Linked DNA regions of Mus musculus: region 1 is linked to region 2. The links are chromatin loops, found by intact Hi-C in ENCODE. Cell type or tissue: left cerebral cortex. All regions are shown on one strand. Links, peaks and the distances in the headings refer to the core of each region. The heading gives the core; the rest is flanking DNA.

Region 1 (7,367 bases), core at 1,409-6,408, 51 kb after region 2:
GACCCGCATCCTTCCTTCTTTGCTTTCTTCCCTCTTTCCTGTGCTTTTGAGAAAGTCCCACAATATGGCCCTGTGAGGTCTTGAACTCTGAATCTTCCTGCTTGGCCTCCTGACTGCTGGGATCACAGGTACGTGGTATTATTATTACTGAAGGACCTGAATTCAATATCCACCCCCAGGCCCGGGAGCTGAAAGCCTTGCCCATTAGCCTCTGTCTTAATAGCTCTCCATCCCCACAGGATCTCTCTGGTAAGAACCTCTCTGCTGAGGCCAGAGAGCAGGACACAGCGTCCCTGGCCTCTGATCTTTCCCTAGGGCAGGCTCTGGCTCACATAAGGCCATGAGGCTGTGTAGAGCATCCCAGGCTCTCCCAGTCATCTGTTACCGTTGGCGAGGTTGATGTGGCCCTGGATCTCTGCCTGGGTGAGGCAGGATTCATAGATGTCCTGCTCCTGACCATCGTCCTGCAAAAGCGAGATGGAGAGAGACTTGAGATGGGGAGGTGCGGGGGTGGGGTGGGGGGGTGACAGCACAATCTCTTCCTCCCTATCCTTGTCATTTCTGCAGACTGACAGCCAGCCAGGCCAAGACCAGCCTGCTGAGGACTGAGGAGAACGTGGGGTCTACCCCCAGACACCAACAATTAAGCCAGTCGGCCTGTAGACTCTGCAGTCTGGCCTCAGGGCTCATGTTTCCTTCCAGACCCACTTCAGCTGCCTGAGGCTCATCCCTCCAGCCTGCTCCCTCACAGAGATCACCCTCCAGCTCCTCTGCTCCTTCTCAACGGTCCCCCGAGGCAGGACAAAGCACAGTCCTAGTTCCCGCTTGAGACTCCCTAGGCCTCTCAACTTCCTGGCCCCTATAACCCAAGGTTTCTCCTTACATGATTCCTGGCATTGGCCGCCTTCTCCATCTTGGCTAGGGCCAGCAGCTCTTGGTAGACAGCTGCCAGAGGTTCTCGAAGATTCCCCAGGAGAGCATTGGGATTCTGCAAGGTGACCAGAGTGTCCTCTACCACCCCTCGCTCCACGGCATCATTGATGGCCAGAATAGCTGCATGGACTTGGAGGGGTAACACAGCAAGGTCAAGAAGCCAGAAGGGACCCAGACCAGAGCACAGTTGGCCGAAGCACCAGGGAGCTTGACCCCCTTGCCTGTGGATGAGGTGCCAGATCCCTCCCAAGGGCTATGAAGCTTGCAGTGGCGCCCCCTCCCCTCCATGCTGCCCCATGCTCCCACATCCTACCCAGGGGCAGAGTCCAGCCCTACCTGCAGCCTCATCGGCTGAAAACTCATTGGCCAGGATGCCCCCGATCTTGCTGAAGGCCGGTAACTGGAGGCCATATTTGGCCAGTTCAGAGGCGATGTTGCCGAGTTCCTCAGCTGCAATGACGCCAGGGATGCTCTTCATTAGGCCTAGAACCCCCAAGCCCCTGCTTAGTCTATGGACAAAGGAAAGGAGCTGGCTTACCTGTGAATTTCACTTTCCCATACAGGTCATGGATCTGTGGAGCCAATCCCAGCCGGAAGAGGAAGAGACTGGGAAGGACAGAAGGTATTAGGACATTGGGATGTACTAACCTCCACACCTTGACCACAGGTGTGTAAAATGACGATGGAGACCCAGAGGTGGAGAGCACTTAGCAGTTGCCCTCCAGTCACTCCAGTGCATGGGAATAGCCAGCCAAGAGCCACAGAAGGAATAAAATACCATACAAGTCTCTATAGCTGTGGCAGCTCCACAGAGGGCACGCTGCAGCGGAAGTCACAGTGGAGACAAGAGGAAGATTACAGCAAACACAGCCACAGAGGCCAGAAATGGAGGCAAAGAAGGGTCCGGGAAGAGAGGGCGTGAAGAGGTGACACTGAGGACCCGGGATCTGGCCAGGCCCATTCTATGATTCGGCCAACTGTAATGCCTGCCTGTGAATAGAACCAAGTAGCCTCCCATGCTGGCACTAAGTGGCTTGCACGAGCTGCTCCTGATGGGCCCTTGTTCTGACTCATTCACGTCCAAGTCATGGCTTCATCCTGCTGTTCCTTCATTTGCAAGGCACACACACACACACACACACACACACACACACACACACGTGCTCACGAGCACGCTTATGAACGTAAATACCCAAAACTGCTCAGTCGGCTATCGCCCTCCCTCCTTTCTACAGCATTGATTGCTCTTGGCTGATCCAGGTAGAGGAGCCTGGCTGACAAGTCAGGCTGTCTCACCTGAGAGCGTGAATGCAGTAGATCACCCGAGGCATGTTCTTTTTGTCATAGATGTCTGTGGTCTCTGGGAGGAAGATCTAGAGGAGAAACCAGACAATTGCTGCACATTGGGAAGAGCGGCACCAAGGAGGGCTGTGCAATACAGCTTCCAAGCTGGCCTAGGGAGGGAGGATCATGTTGAACAATGCATCCCTCTCCAACCAGAGCTGGGAGTGCCTGCAACCCAGGCTTCTAAGTCAGTTCCTATAACCATTCCCATTTAGTCAGATGTCAAAAAGGCTTACTAAGTAAGCCAAGACGCAGCCAGTTACATAGTCACAGAGTGTTCAGGGTCAGCTGACCACTAGATGGGACCTCTGGAGCTACAGGATGCAGGCTATAGTCTCCTGTAGGGAAATCAGGTCCCAGGCACTCAGCCCGAGTGAGTCTGGTCCTTGACCGGAGATTTTCACCACATAGATAATGTACTCTGGGCCGTGCGCTTAGGCAGGGCTGAACAAGGCATGCATTGCTATGACCCACAAAGGCACCAAGCATGCCACGCTGTTTTTCAAGCCAAGGGCCTCTGATCTGCAAAAACCTCTAAGAAATGAAACCTGGGGCTGGAGAGATGGCTCAGTGGTTAAGAGCACTTGCTGCTCTTCCAAAGGAAGAGGTTCAACCAAAGGACCCAGGTTCAATTCCCAGCACCTACGTGGCAGCTCACAACTCTCTGTAACTCCAGTTCCAGGGATCTGACACCCTCACAGAGACACATATGTAGGCAGAAAACCAATATACATAAAAGTAAAAATAAATCAATCGATCATAAAACATTATTATTAAAAAGAGAGAGAGAAAGAAACGAAACATAAGCTTAGTACATCCTATGTTATAGTCAGCTTAACAAGGGACCAAAGCTAGAGAGCTGTCCCACTTACACCAACACAGCATACGCCCACCACTGCTTCTGTCTCCTAAAATGTCTCTCTTAAAAAATAAAAATAAATAAAAATAAAAAAAATGGGGCTAGAGAGATGACTTGGTTGTTAAGAACACTGGCCACTCTTCCAGAGTTCAATTCCCAGCAACCACATGGTGGCTCACAGCCATCTGTGATGCAGTCTGGTGCCCTCTTCTGGCATGTAGGTGTACATGCAGGTAGAACACTCATACATAAAATAAATAAATCTTTTTTTTTTAATTTTTTTTTAAAATATGTAAAAGTGTCTTGCTTATATGTATTCAAGTGTACCACATGCCTGCCTGGTGCCTATAAGAGTAGAAGAGGGAATAGGGGTCCCTGGAACTGGAGTTCCAGATGGTTATGAACCAAGTGGCTATTGGGGAATTGAACCCAGATCCTCTGTAGATACAGTAAGGGCACTTAACCTTCAAGCCATCTCTCCAGCTGCCCTTTCACTTTTTTTTTTTTTTTTGGTTTTTCGAGACAGGGTTTCTCTGTGTAGCCCCATCTACACTACACAGGGGCGCCACGTGACAGTACTGATGAGCCTCAGTCCAGGAGACCTTCCCTCCTTTCATTAATAGGGAGGTGACAGCAGAGACCTAACAACCTAGTTCAAAGGCCCAGAGTCCCCCGAGGAACTTTCTCTTAGATCACATGGAGTCTTACCGAAGGCAGACCGATGTGGGCTACCGCAGAGAGCCAAAAGTTGATGTTGTCCGTGTGCCGGAAATGCAAGCCAGTCGCCTGAAAGGGAGGAAAGAGGGAATGTTTTACCGGTCTCAGGACTCCCTATGGGAGGAGCCCAGATGCCAGCTTAAGTGGGGAGGAAGGATAAGAGGATCCAACGGATGCTACCCTGTGGATTCTCTGCCCCATGGAACAGAAAAATAGTGGAAACCACCAGAAATGGTGATCGGGCTGGACAGTGGGGAGGCAGGGACAGAGAGGGCAGTGCAGTAAGGCTTCCAAGCTGGCTCAGGACAAGAGGCTCGAGCTGGTTAGAGCATGAAGAAGAGACTTGGGGCTGGAGAGATGGCTCAGCGGTTAAGAGCGCTGACTGCTCTTCCGAAGGTCCTGAGTTCAAATCCCAGCAACCACATGGTGGCTCACAACCATCCATAATGAGATCTGACACCTTCTTCTGGTGTGTCTGAAGATAGCTACAGTGTACTTACATATAATAAATAAACAAGTCTAAAAATAAAAAGAGAGACAAGAAGAGACAAGCAAGACCCTTCAGGGTGGCAAAGCCCACGAGCCTCGGAGTGTGCAGTGTAATTAGAAAAACCTCCAGCCATTTGTACCTCAGGGCACCTTATGGCCCAGGCAGCAGGGCTCCATGCTGTTAGGGGAGCACCCACATGGCAGAGAGATGCTAGTGAATAGATACTAACCACATACAATTATTTATACTTCTTTTCATCCTCAAAAATGACTGTATATGGACTTTTTTGTTGTTGTTTTTTTGAGACAGGGCTTCTTAGTGTAGCCAGCCCCTGCTGTCTTGGGACATGTTTTGTAGACCAGGCTGGCCTCAGCCTCAAACTACAGAGATCCGCCTGTCTCAGCCTCCCAAGTGCTGGGATGAAAGCATGCATGTCACGGCCAGCTCATATATGGACCCTTAAATGACGTGGTCCCATACCCTTATAGCTGTGAAAAGGGGCATCTTGGTGGGGGAGAGATGGTAAGGGGATAGATCACACTGTGTCCACCTGGTAGCGTAGCTGCTCCACGTCGTAGATCTTCTTCAGGGGGACCACAGAGGGTGCAAAACAGTGGCCCAGCTTGGCCAGTAGCACTCCATTCCGGAGGCTCTCCTCCAGCTCCACAGGGGAAGGAAGCTCCTCCTTCAAGCACACCTCCATCCAACTATGAACAGGAGAGCATGTCTTACCCACTGGCAGGCCACACAGGTCCTTGCGCCTGCAGGATCTGCCCATCCCTTTTGACCTGACACTCCATCCCTTCCCTACCCTATTGGCTTGCTGATCCCCAATTTCCCCAGGCTGCCACAGAGGCCTGAATAGGCCAACCCTTTCCCTCATTCACCTTGGAAAGCCTCCCTGGGTGGCTCCCATACCTGCCTGCTGTAGCTGGTCTTTGCTACTTTACATGTTCTTCTTTTTTTCACCCTTTCTCCCCCTCCCCCTCCCAGTTTGATGGGGGGGTGGGGGAGAGAGATCTCTTAATCTAATTTCTTTTTAACTATGGCTATTAACAAACTACAACCAACCCCCATGAACAACCATCACCAATGCCTCTTAAAGCCCTCACTCTCTGAAAAGGTCCCAGAATTCCAAACAACACGCAATGGCAGAAACTATATGCAGCTGTTGAAACCACGCCTCTGCTAGAGCAGGAGGCAAATCATAGTCAGCTGTTGTGGGCAGTCAAAGCACACCCCCCCCCCCCCCCCGCGCGCGCACGCACGCACGCACACACACACACACACACCCCCCCCCCCACCTGGGATAAAATGAAAGCACAGTCTTACAATATGTCTGTATTTTTATAGAAAACAGCTGAGCATGGTGGGACATGCCTTTAATCCCAGCAGAGGCAGAGGAGGCAGAGGCAGAGGGATCCCAATGAATTCCAGGCCAGTCTGGTCTACAAAGCAAGTCCAGGACAGCCAGGGTTGATTACACCAAAAAAATCCTGTCTCAAAAAAACAAGACCAAACCAAAAAACCCAAAATTCTAAAACTGTCACTACAGCCTGACTTCATGGAGGTATAGCCAGACTCTTACCCTGATGTGTAAGGTAACCTCTCACTTTGTCTGGCTACACACCTGACTCAAACCAAATGGGCTCTGCCATTTCTCTCATTGTTTATGGTTCTGAGAACTTAGGTACAGAAAGCTCATGTCTGATGAAATGATTTCCTCAGTTCACCTCTGAGACTCCACTGCATTCTGTAGAAATGAGGCCAGCATCACCGGTCTTCAGTGGGCAGCTGCCAGGATCAGGGAGCTATCAGTCTGAGCACACTTTGAATATAAATGCATTTTACTGCTGGAGGTTATACAAGTCAGGCACAGTGACTCCCTAAACAGACTCTCCAGATATTGAGGTCTACAGATAGTATGTTTCCAAAGGGAGCCAAGCAGATCTTATTTCGAGCTGTCCTTGCTAGACATCTGATTTCCTATCTGCTTCATCCTATCTTCTTTTTGGAAAACATTAACAGAGACTATTGGCTAAGAAAAAAAAAGGGGGGGTGGCGCTGGAGAGATGGCTCAGAGGTAAAAGGTTCCAATTCTGATTCCAGCATCTGAATGGCGGCTCACGCATCTGTAACTCTAGTTCCAGTGGATCTGATAACCCCTCTGGCCTCCAAGGGCACCAGACATGCACACGGTACACAGACAAACATATAGGCAAAACAATCATATACATTAAGTTAAATTTTAAAAACAAATTTTTTTAAGGAAATAAAAAGGGAGTGGAAAATGACTCAACAGGTCAGAGTGCTAGCCACACAGGCATGGGGGCCTGAGCTCAAAGCCCTGCACCCACATAAAACCCCAGGCATAGCCACAAGTACTGGTGACCCCAGCAGCCTAGCTCCAGGTTCAGTGAGAGACCTTGTCTAAGGAAAATATGGCGTCTTCTATTGAGCCTGAAACTAATCAAGACTTTGTTTTGTTTTCTTTTTCGCTTTTTTTTTTTTTCTTCTTTCTGAGACAGAGTTTCTCTGTGTAGCCCTGGCTGTCAGGGACCTCTGTAGACCAGGCTGGCTTTGAACTCAGAGATCTGCCTGCCTCTGCCTCCCCAGTAGTGGCACTTTACTGAGCCACCTCCTTTGGGCTGACCTTGATTTTTTTTTTTTTTTAATCCTCTTACCTCCTAAGCACTGAGACTACAGGGGTGTGGTCTCATGCATGGCTAGACAAAACTATTTTAACTTGCCCTTTCCAGCAGCACAGCCCCTTGTCTGTTTGCATTTGCTCTGGGGACAGGTGACTGGAATCAGGTAGGAGAAGTGGACCCTGCTTACCGCTTGGCTTCCTCCAGCCGGCAGAGGTACTGATAGGCGACATTCTGTCGCCTCTGCTCATCCATTTCCTCAGCTGTGAGGCGCTCATCTAAATCGTGAGGGGAGACAAGGCAAGGAATGCAGCGTTAGATAGGAAACCCAGCACCCACGCTGGGCTGGGCAGCTCACAACTACCAATGCCCACTT
Region 2 (7,367 bases), core at 1,514-6,513:
CATAATTCTCGGGTGATCTAATCTTTTAGTGCCTGCGGGCCCCAGCGCACTTAACTACGGAGGGGGCAATTTAAAGGGGCGGGACCCCAACCACTACCTCCCTTGCCTCACAGGAAACATCCAGAAGCCTTGTCTTGAAGAAATATAACTCTCTCAAAAAAAAAAATCTTTTAAAATCCCCGACGGCCTCTGGGCGTGGTGAATTTTTAAGTGCTTCACAACAAGATTGTGCGCTCCATTGCTTCTGGACCTTTAACCCGTCAGACTTCCTGTCCGCATCCTGTCACTAACAAGTCCTCGGCTGGCTCTACCTGGAGCTTGAGGAAATGACAGAGTCTGGCGTGGACTTCAAAGCCTTAGCAAAACAGAAGCAAGAGGTTCTTCAACAAGCTAGGGTCTGCTTTACTGAACAAAGTCCCTGTTCTGGCTTCTTGTGGGAGAGATGAGAAGAGGCGACAAGTGGTGGGTTAGAAAATTTATAATCTCGGAGTCAGACTGTTTTGGTTCAAAATTTTCCACTATTTCTGAAAAGAGCAAAGCACATCTCTTAACTCTCCATCCTCTTGGGTAAGCTGAAGGTGGTAAGGCCAGGTACATAACTTGTGAATTTGGTGTGAGTTTAGTTCCCAGTAGACTAGTACAGTGCCTCGTGTTGCACTGTATGACCCACACGGGCTGCTCAGCTGAAAATGAGCCCTTTTAGGGCCTGCGTGAGTTCAGAAAAGGCTCATAGTGGGCCAGTTCAATAGGACTATTCTGCAAAGAGCTTGGAGGCATATATGTACCTCCTTAAACAGGAAGCACGTAGGCTTCTAGTCCCTCGGCCTCCCTTTTCAACCCTTCCACTTTGCCCCTCCTTCCAGAAGCCTGATTTATGTAGGATCACACATGGTCCCCAAATGTTGCTCCTTAGTTTTCCTAGTAGTATGGGGGGTGGGGGCACAGAGCTGCCAGTACTCCTTGAGCAGTCTGGTTTGCCCCCAAGACTTGAGTGAAGGCATCTGCCCTTCCCCAAGCCCTGGGAGAACACAGCCTTGTTCCTGCTTGTGGCTATGGTGGGAGCAGAATGGGAAAGTGCCCTCCCCGTGGGGAACCTCCCCTCACTTGTGGCCTCTATTTTTAGTGCTTCCCCAGGCTCTAGCTGGAGAAACCGTTTAGTCATCAGGGTGTTTATTTTTCCGGCTGTTTCCCGACGTCGGGAAAAGCAGAATGTTGAGACTGGAGAGATTCAGGGCTGCTGGAAAAGACGTCTTAGGAACAGGCCTGGGAACACAGCCTTCAGGCCATTGGGTCCCAGCTTGTAGGAAAACAAAACAGGATGGGCCCGGGACAGCTAAGCCCTCAGGAGTGTTCAACCTGCCTCAACCTTGGAGGCTCTCCAAGCTAGAGAACCTAACTCAGTTTGTTTCTCAAAACATAACCAAGGCCAGAAGAAAATTTTTTTCCCAGAATCCCCCTCCCCAGCCTCTCCCTAACTAACTTGGTGAGCTTCCAGCGAGCCATGATCCCAGCCAATCTCAAATATGAGGCTGGCCGTCCATGGCTGTGATTGGTTGGCTGGCCCTCTTTAGACCTGGAATGTTGAGTCCTTTAAAAAGGAATGAGGAAGGAAGGTGAGTCACCTGGGGAAGATATTAAAAGACTAGCAGGAAGAGCTCCGAGAGCTCAGGGAGGTGGGGGCCCTGGACACTCACTGCTGACTTGACAACTCACAGGAGACCAGAATAGGGGGCAGTAAAACTACAAGTGGGACAAAACTCAGACTGTGAAAACGTCTTGGGAGAGGTCTTGATTTCCACGAAAGACTGAAAAGGGCCAAGGTAATGTTGGAAGTTAGATGAAAATTGGACTTCCTGAAAGTGACTCTGAGTTCTTTTCTTCTGGCCCTTGAATTTCCCATCCCAGAATCCTCTGGGTGGCAAATGACTGAGTCTCGTGCTTCCTCTCCTACCTCTGGCTGTGCACCATTTCTTGTTAATCAGTTTATTCTGTTAGCGTACCATGCTGCATATTTAGATGTCGGAGGATAATTCTACGGCGTGGATCTTCCACTTTTCCATTTGTTTCAGGATCAAACTTCCGTGGCCAGGCTTGCATGGCAAGCGCTTTACTGCCTCAGTCATCTCGCCCATCTGTTCTAAAGAAAAGTCACCTTCCAGCCCTGCTGTAAAACCTTGATACCCACCGACATCCTAAAAAGAACACCCTGTAAACTCACATGCATCTTCACAAAGCTATCTGGCAAATAAAACTTAATCCTCCTTTATCCACCCCTTCTCAAGCTTCTCCAGTTCACCTGAACTGGAAAGGTCCCTGTTCCTCTCAGCACCCTCTTCTACCTGGCAGTCAGTCCTTACTCAACCTAGGAAAAGTGCTCTAGCCTTCCCCTCTAGTCTGGTGAGCTGCTTGGCAGATCCTCCTCCTCTCACCTTCCCCTCCCCTGCGCCATCTGGACAGTTCTCAATCCCCACCTCCACCCGCGACTCCACCACCGAGTCATCCTTCCTTTAGTTTTTGGATGATCACCGCAAAGACCCCCAATTCTTCCCCGCATCTGCCACCAAGCTTGCGAACCGGACCCTCAGCAGGTGGGCGTGTATTTTCTCCGCGGGAAGGTGGGACGCTCCACTCCGCCCTTGTCTCCTCTGGACGCACTAGCTTGCTGGGTTTGTTTATTTCCTAAGGTATTCCTCACCAGCTCCTGAGTTCCTGCGGGGATGCAGAGCTGGCGTGGAACGCGCTTAGCAAATGTATTCGCGCAGCCCTGTGAGTCAGAATTGTGCAAACTCTGCTGAATACCTCATTTCTGCATTCATAACCATGGTAGATAAGGACAGGGGTTGAGTCTGGGGGTCCTACAACTCCACTTCAAGCCAGAGTTGGGGTAAAGGGTAGCAGAGTCCGCCAGAAACTTGTCCAGGTCCGTGTGGCACAGTAGTACCCTATGCTGAGAACCGGGTGCCTTGGGACCAGACCTGGGGACAAGAGCAGAGGGCCCTGGAGCTGAGGGACAGCGAATGGTGCCAGAGCGGTCTCGGGTCCGTGTACCCCCCACAGGAGCTCCCTGCCCCCGGCTGGGCAGGATGTGGTGGCAGCTGCAGTTGGGTGGGCAGGATGTGGGGGTGGGGGCAGACAAACACAACCTTACAGTAGTCTCCCCCCCACCCCCAGCTTCTGCCTCCACCCCCTCCGGGTCACGTGCTCCCAGCTTGGGCACCGACGGACTATTTCTCTTTTTCCGCGGAAGAACATACCAAACTCATAGCCTTGGACTTAAGTTGTATCACGCCATTTTCTTGCCTCTATTCCCAGCCTAGGGCAGAAAGTTTGCCCAGGACGTATTTCTGTAAAGCGCGAATTAACTCAAGAGAGGCCCCTTTAAATGCAAATGAATCGCCTTCTTGCTCCGCTCCCCCCAACCCCCATCCCAACTTCTCTCCTCGTGCCCAAACTCCACCAGCTGCTATTGACGTCAAGCATGCGTCAGCATCGCCAGCCCAACCAGACAGCACGTGGGGGAAGAAGGCAATCTTAAAGGGCCAGTAGCTCAGGGCCTGTTACTGGAGAAAGGAAAAGCGAAGTGGGGTGTTAGAAACTATAGGAACAGGAAGAATTGCAGAGACATTCAGAAGGACTGCAAAAGGCCGACGAAGTGGCTCAGCGGATAAAGGTGCTTCGGTACCAGCCGGAGAAGCAACTTCCCAGAGTTATCCTCTGAGCTTCACACATAACATCTCTCCCCTGCACACCATACAATACTAATAAATATTTTTAAAAAGAATTTCTGAGGTAGGAGAGTGTATTCTTTTCCTTTTTATTTGTTTTTGCTTTTCAAGACAGGGTTTCTCTTTGTAGACCTGGTTGTCCTGGAAACTCACTCTTTAGATCAGACTGACCTCGAACTCAGAGATCTGCCAGCTTCTGCAGGTGTTAAAAGTAAGTGCCACTGCCACCCGGTGGCGCTTTTTAATTTTTTAAATTAATTATTTATTTTTACTTTCTATTGTGTTTGTGGAGATCAGAAGACAACTTGTAGTTGGTTCTCTCCAGCTTGTGGGTTCTAGGGTTCAAACTCAGATCATTGGGCAGTTTGGGGCTGCAAGGTTCTTTACAGCAGAGCCTCCATGCCATAGCCCCTTTTAAATCCTTTCTTTGCGCGCTCTCTCTCTCTCTCTCCCTCTCTCTCTCTCTCTCTCCCCCTATTTTCCCTTCCTGTCTTCTTCCCCTGTAGGGCCTGAACCTCACACATGCTAAGGACACATTCTACCACTGTGCCGCATCTCCAGCTCAAGAGAGCGAATCCTAAAGCAGGCTTTGCCTTTGGGAAAGAAACCCAGGAGCTGGAAGAGCAGGTTCAGTCTGAAGGCAAAGGAGGCATGCGCTTTAGCTGAGTGGAAGTGTTAGACAGGGACTAGTGGAACTCTGAGTTCCAGGCCAGCTTGGTATATATAGTGAGTTGCCGGACAGACAGCTACATAGTGAGACCTTGTCTCCAAGCACATGAGTGCAGTCTTTTCCCTCACCTTATTCAGTGTGTCTGTCCACAAGTGTTGTGCCTCCAGCTAGTGTAAAGAACAGAGTAGTCGCCCAGTTAAGTATTTGTGGATGGGAGAGTTGAGCCCTGTGCAGGCTCACCTTTTTCAAGAGCCTCTCCTACTTCTGTCAGGCTCACAGAGCACATGCTCAGGTGATCTTGCTTTTGGAATACATACAGCATTTTCTGAGCAGCTCTTGTCTTCTTCCCTTAGAGCCATGCGCAGCCAGATCCCAGCTTCGACTGTTATTAGCTGGCTGACCTTGGACAGTGTTACTTGCTGTGAGCATTGAATTGGGCAATTTCAGTGGTGCTTTTTACTTGTTTATTTGACAGGGTCTCATCCTGTGGCCCTGTGGCATGAAAATCCCCCTGCCTCTGCCTTCAGAGTGCTTTTTTTTTTTTTTTTTTTTTTTGGTTTTTTTTTAAAGGCTTTTTTTTTTTAAGATTTATTTATTATATGTAAGTACACTACATCTGTCTTCAGACACTCCAGAAGAGGTCGTCAGATCCTGTTAGGGATGGTTGTGAGCCACCATGTGGTTGCTGGGATCCGAACTCTGGACCTTTGGAAGAGCAGTCGGTGCTCTTAACCGCTGAGCCATCTCACCAGCCCCAGAGTGCTAGTTTTAAAGTGTATGTCGTATGCCGCAGTGCCCAGCTAAGCAATTTTTTTTTTTTTCTAGACAGGGTTTCTCTGTGTAGCCCTGGCTGTCCTGGAACTCACTCTGTAGAGCAGGCTGGCCTTGAACTCAGAAATCGACTGAGTTCTGCCTCCCAAGTACTGGGATTAAAGGCGTGCGCCTTACTGTGTGTGAGGGTGTGTCATGCTCACCTGTAGAGGTCGGAGGACACAATCTGTGGGAGTTCAAACTCAGGTCATCTGGCTTGATTGCAAGTACCTTTTACCCAGAAAGTCATCTCACACGCCCTTTAAAAAGTAGTTATTGTTAGTGTATGTGCACATATGCAGCAGTGCGAGTGTGAAGAGCAACATGCAGCTTACCAAGCTTGCCAGCCCCATGCGTGGAAAGTTGCTTGGGGCAAACAGGAGTACTGCAGAGGATTGTGGGGATTTCAGTCTTTCTTAGGACAGACTCTCCCTGGGCAGCACAGCCTGGCCTTATGCTGTTGATCCTCTCTGCCTCCGGAGTCCTGGGATGAAAGCCTGATTGGGAGGGAAGTTAGGTTTTTAAACATTTTGTTTTGTTTGGTTTGGTTATTTTAGATTTATTTATTATGTGTACAGTACATAATACTATGTATTATGCATACCAGAAGAAGGCACCAGATCTCATTATAGATGATTGTAAGCCACCGTAAGTTGCTGGGAATTGAACTCAGGACCTCTAGAAGAGCAGTCAGTGCTCTCAACCTCTGAGCCATTTCTCTAGTCCCTATTTTTTTTTTTTTTTTTTTTTTGGTTTTTTGAGACAGGGTTTCTCTGTGTAGCCCTGGCTGTCCTGGAACTCACTCTGTAGACCAGGCTGGCCTGGAACTCAGAAATTTGCCTGCCTCTGCCTCCCAAGTGCTGGGACTAAAGGCATGTGCCACCACGCCCGGCCCTATTTTGTTTTGTTTTGTTTTAAATTCACTTTATATATACTCTACCTGGTCCCCCTGCAGACAGTTCCCCCCCCCCCCATCCCACCTCTGAGAGTGCAGAGGCTCCCTCTGCACTCTCAGAGGTCGGATGAGGATAAGTCCTAAAACTCCCCTCTCCCCCACTAAACTATGAGCTGAAGAATAAGGCTATAACATTTATTTTCAGCACAAATGGGGCTTATTGCTAGTGCTTTAAAAACGTGTTTGTGCCGGACGTGGTGGCACACGCCTTTAATCCCAGCACTTGGGAGGCAGAGGCAAGCGGATTTCTGGGTTCTAGGCCAGCCTGGTCTACAAAGTGAGTTCCAGGACAGCCAGGGCTATACAGAGAAACCCTGTCTTGAAAACAAAACAAAACAAAACAAAACAAACATGCTTGTTGACAGTGAACTAGGTTGTTCAGTGGGTACAGGAACAGGTCCAACCAGGCTCCATCCCTAGGTCCCATATTGTAGAAGGAAAGAATTGATCCCTCTGACCTTCCCAAGAGTGCTGCTTGGTGTGTGTATACACACACAGACACACACTCAGACACAAACAAGCAACTGTATAGAAAGATATTTTAATGTTTGTTGAGGGCAGGAGAGGAAGCTCAGTGGTTAGGAGGAAGACTTAAGATTAGCACCTGGAACCCACTGCACAACAATCTGTAACTCCATCTTCAGGGGATTCTAGAGCCTGCTCCTCAGAGACCCATACATGTGTGGCATACAACTCATACAAATACACACACATATAAAAAAAAAAAAAAAAGTAAGCCATGGGGCTAGAGAGATGTTAAAATGCACTTGCTACAGGGCTGAAATCCCTAGTGGTGAGACAAAATAGCAATGGCCAGTAGAGCAAGCTTTTAATCCCCTCCCCCCTCTCATGCTGCCACCTCTGAACTAAGGAGGCAGAGGCAGGCAAGGCCAGTCTGGTCTACAGAGCTTGTTCCAGGACAGCAGAACAGTCAGGGCTACACAGAGAAACCCTGATGAGAGAGAGAGAGAGAGAGAGAGAGAGAGAGAAAGGATGGGTGAATTGGATGGAAGAAAGATCAAGCATTCAGTCATTGTGGAGGTTTGAATGAGAATGGCCACATAGGCTCCTATGTTTGAATGCTTGAGTCCCCAGTTAATGGAAGTGTTTGGGAAGGGTTAGGAGGTGTGGCTTTGTTGATGTAGATGTTGCTTTGTTGGAGGAGATGTGTCACTGGGGGTGGGCTTTGAGGTTTCAAAAGCCTTCA

What was found. Hi-C counts contacts between places; a loop is a spot of excess contacts. Peaks named below come from ENCODE experiments on the same cell type or tissue, not always from the same donor. Only the 100,000 strongest peaks of a DNase experiment are listed, where the experiment ranks them.
Region 1: a loop joins it to region 2, with 2.4 times the contacts of the local background. A loop is called at or near these places in 20 of 42 quality-filtered maps.

The regions. Positions count from the first base shown.
Region 1 is chr3:88,083,833-88,091,199 of GRCm38, reverse strand. It overlaps Iqgap3 (IQ motif containing GTPase activating protein 3), which reads right to left. Exons shown (of 38, transcript NM_001033484.1): 2 at 7,182-7,269; 3 at 4,894-5,050; 4 at 3,845-3,922; 5 at 2,230-2,306; 6 at 1,472-1,539; 7 at 1,270-1,383; 8 at 884-1,062; 9 at 386-464. Among named protein-coding and RNA genes, the nearest start is that of Iqgap3, 5.5 kb to the right of the region's middle. In left cerebral cortex, for the core only: a CTCF peak has its summit at 3,352 (motif pointing left); a DNase peak (open chromatin) is centred at 3,306.
Region 2 is chr3:88,134,549-88,141,915 of GRCm38, reverse strand. No RefSeq gene overlaps it. Among named protein-coding and RNA genes, the nearest start is that of Mef2d, 4.1 kb to the left of the region's middle. In left cerebral cortex, for the core only: a CTCF peak has its summit at 3,957; DNase peaks (open chromatin) are centred at 2,704, 3,457, 3,919, 4,429 and 2 more places; H3K4me3 peaks cover 3,140 bases; H3K27ac peaks cover 3,171 bases.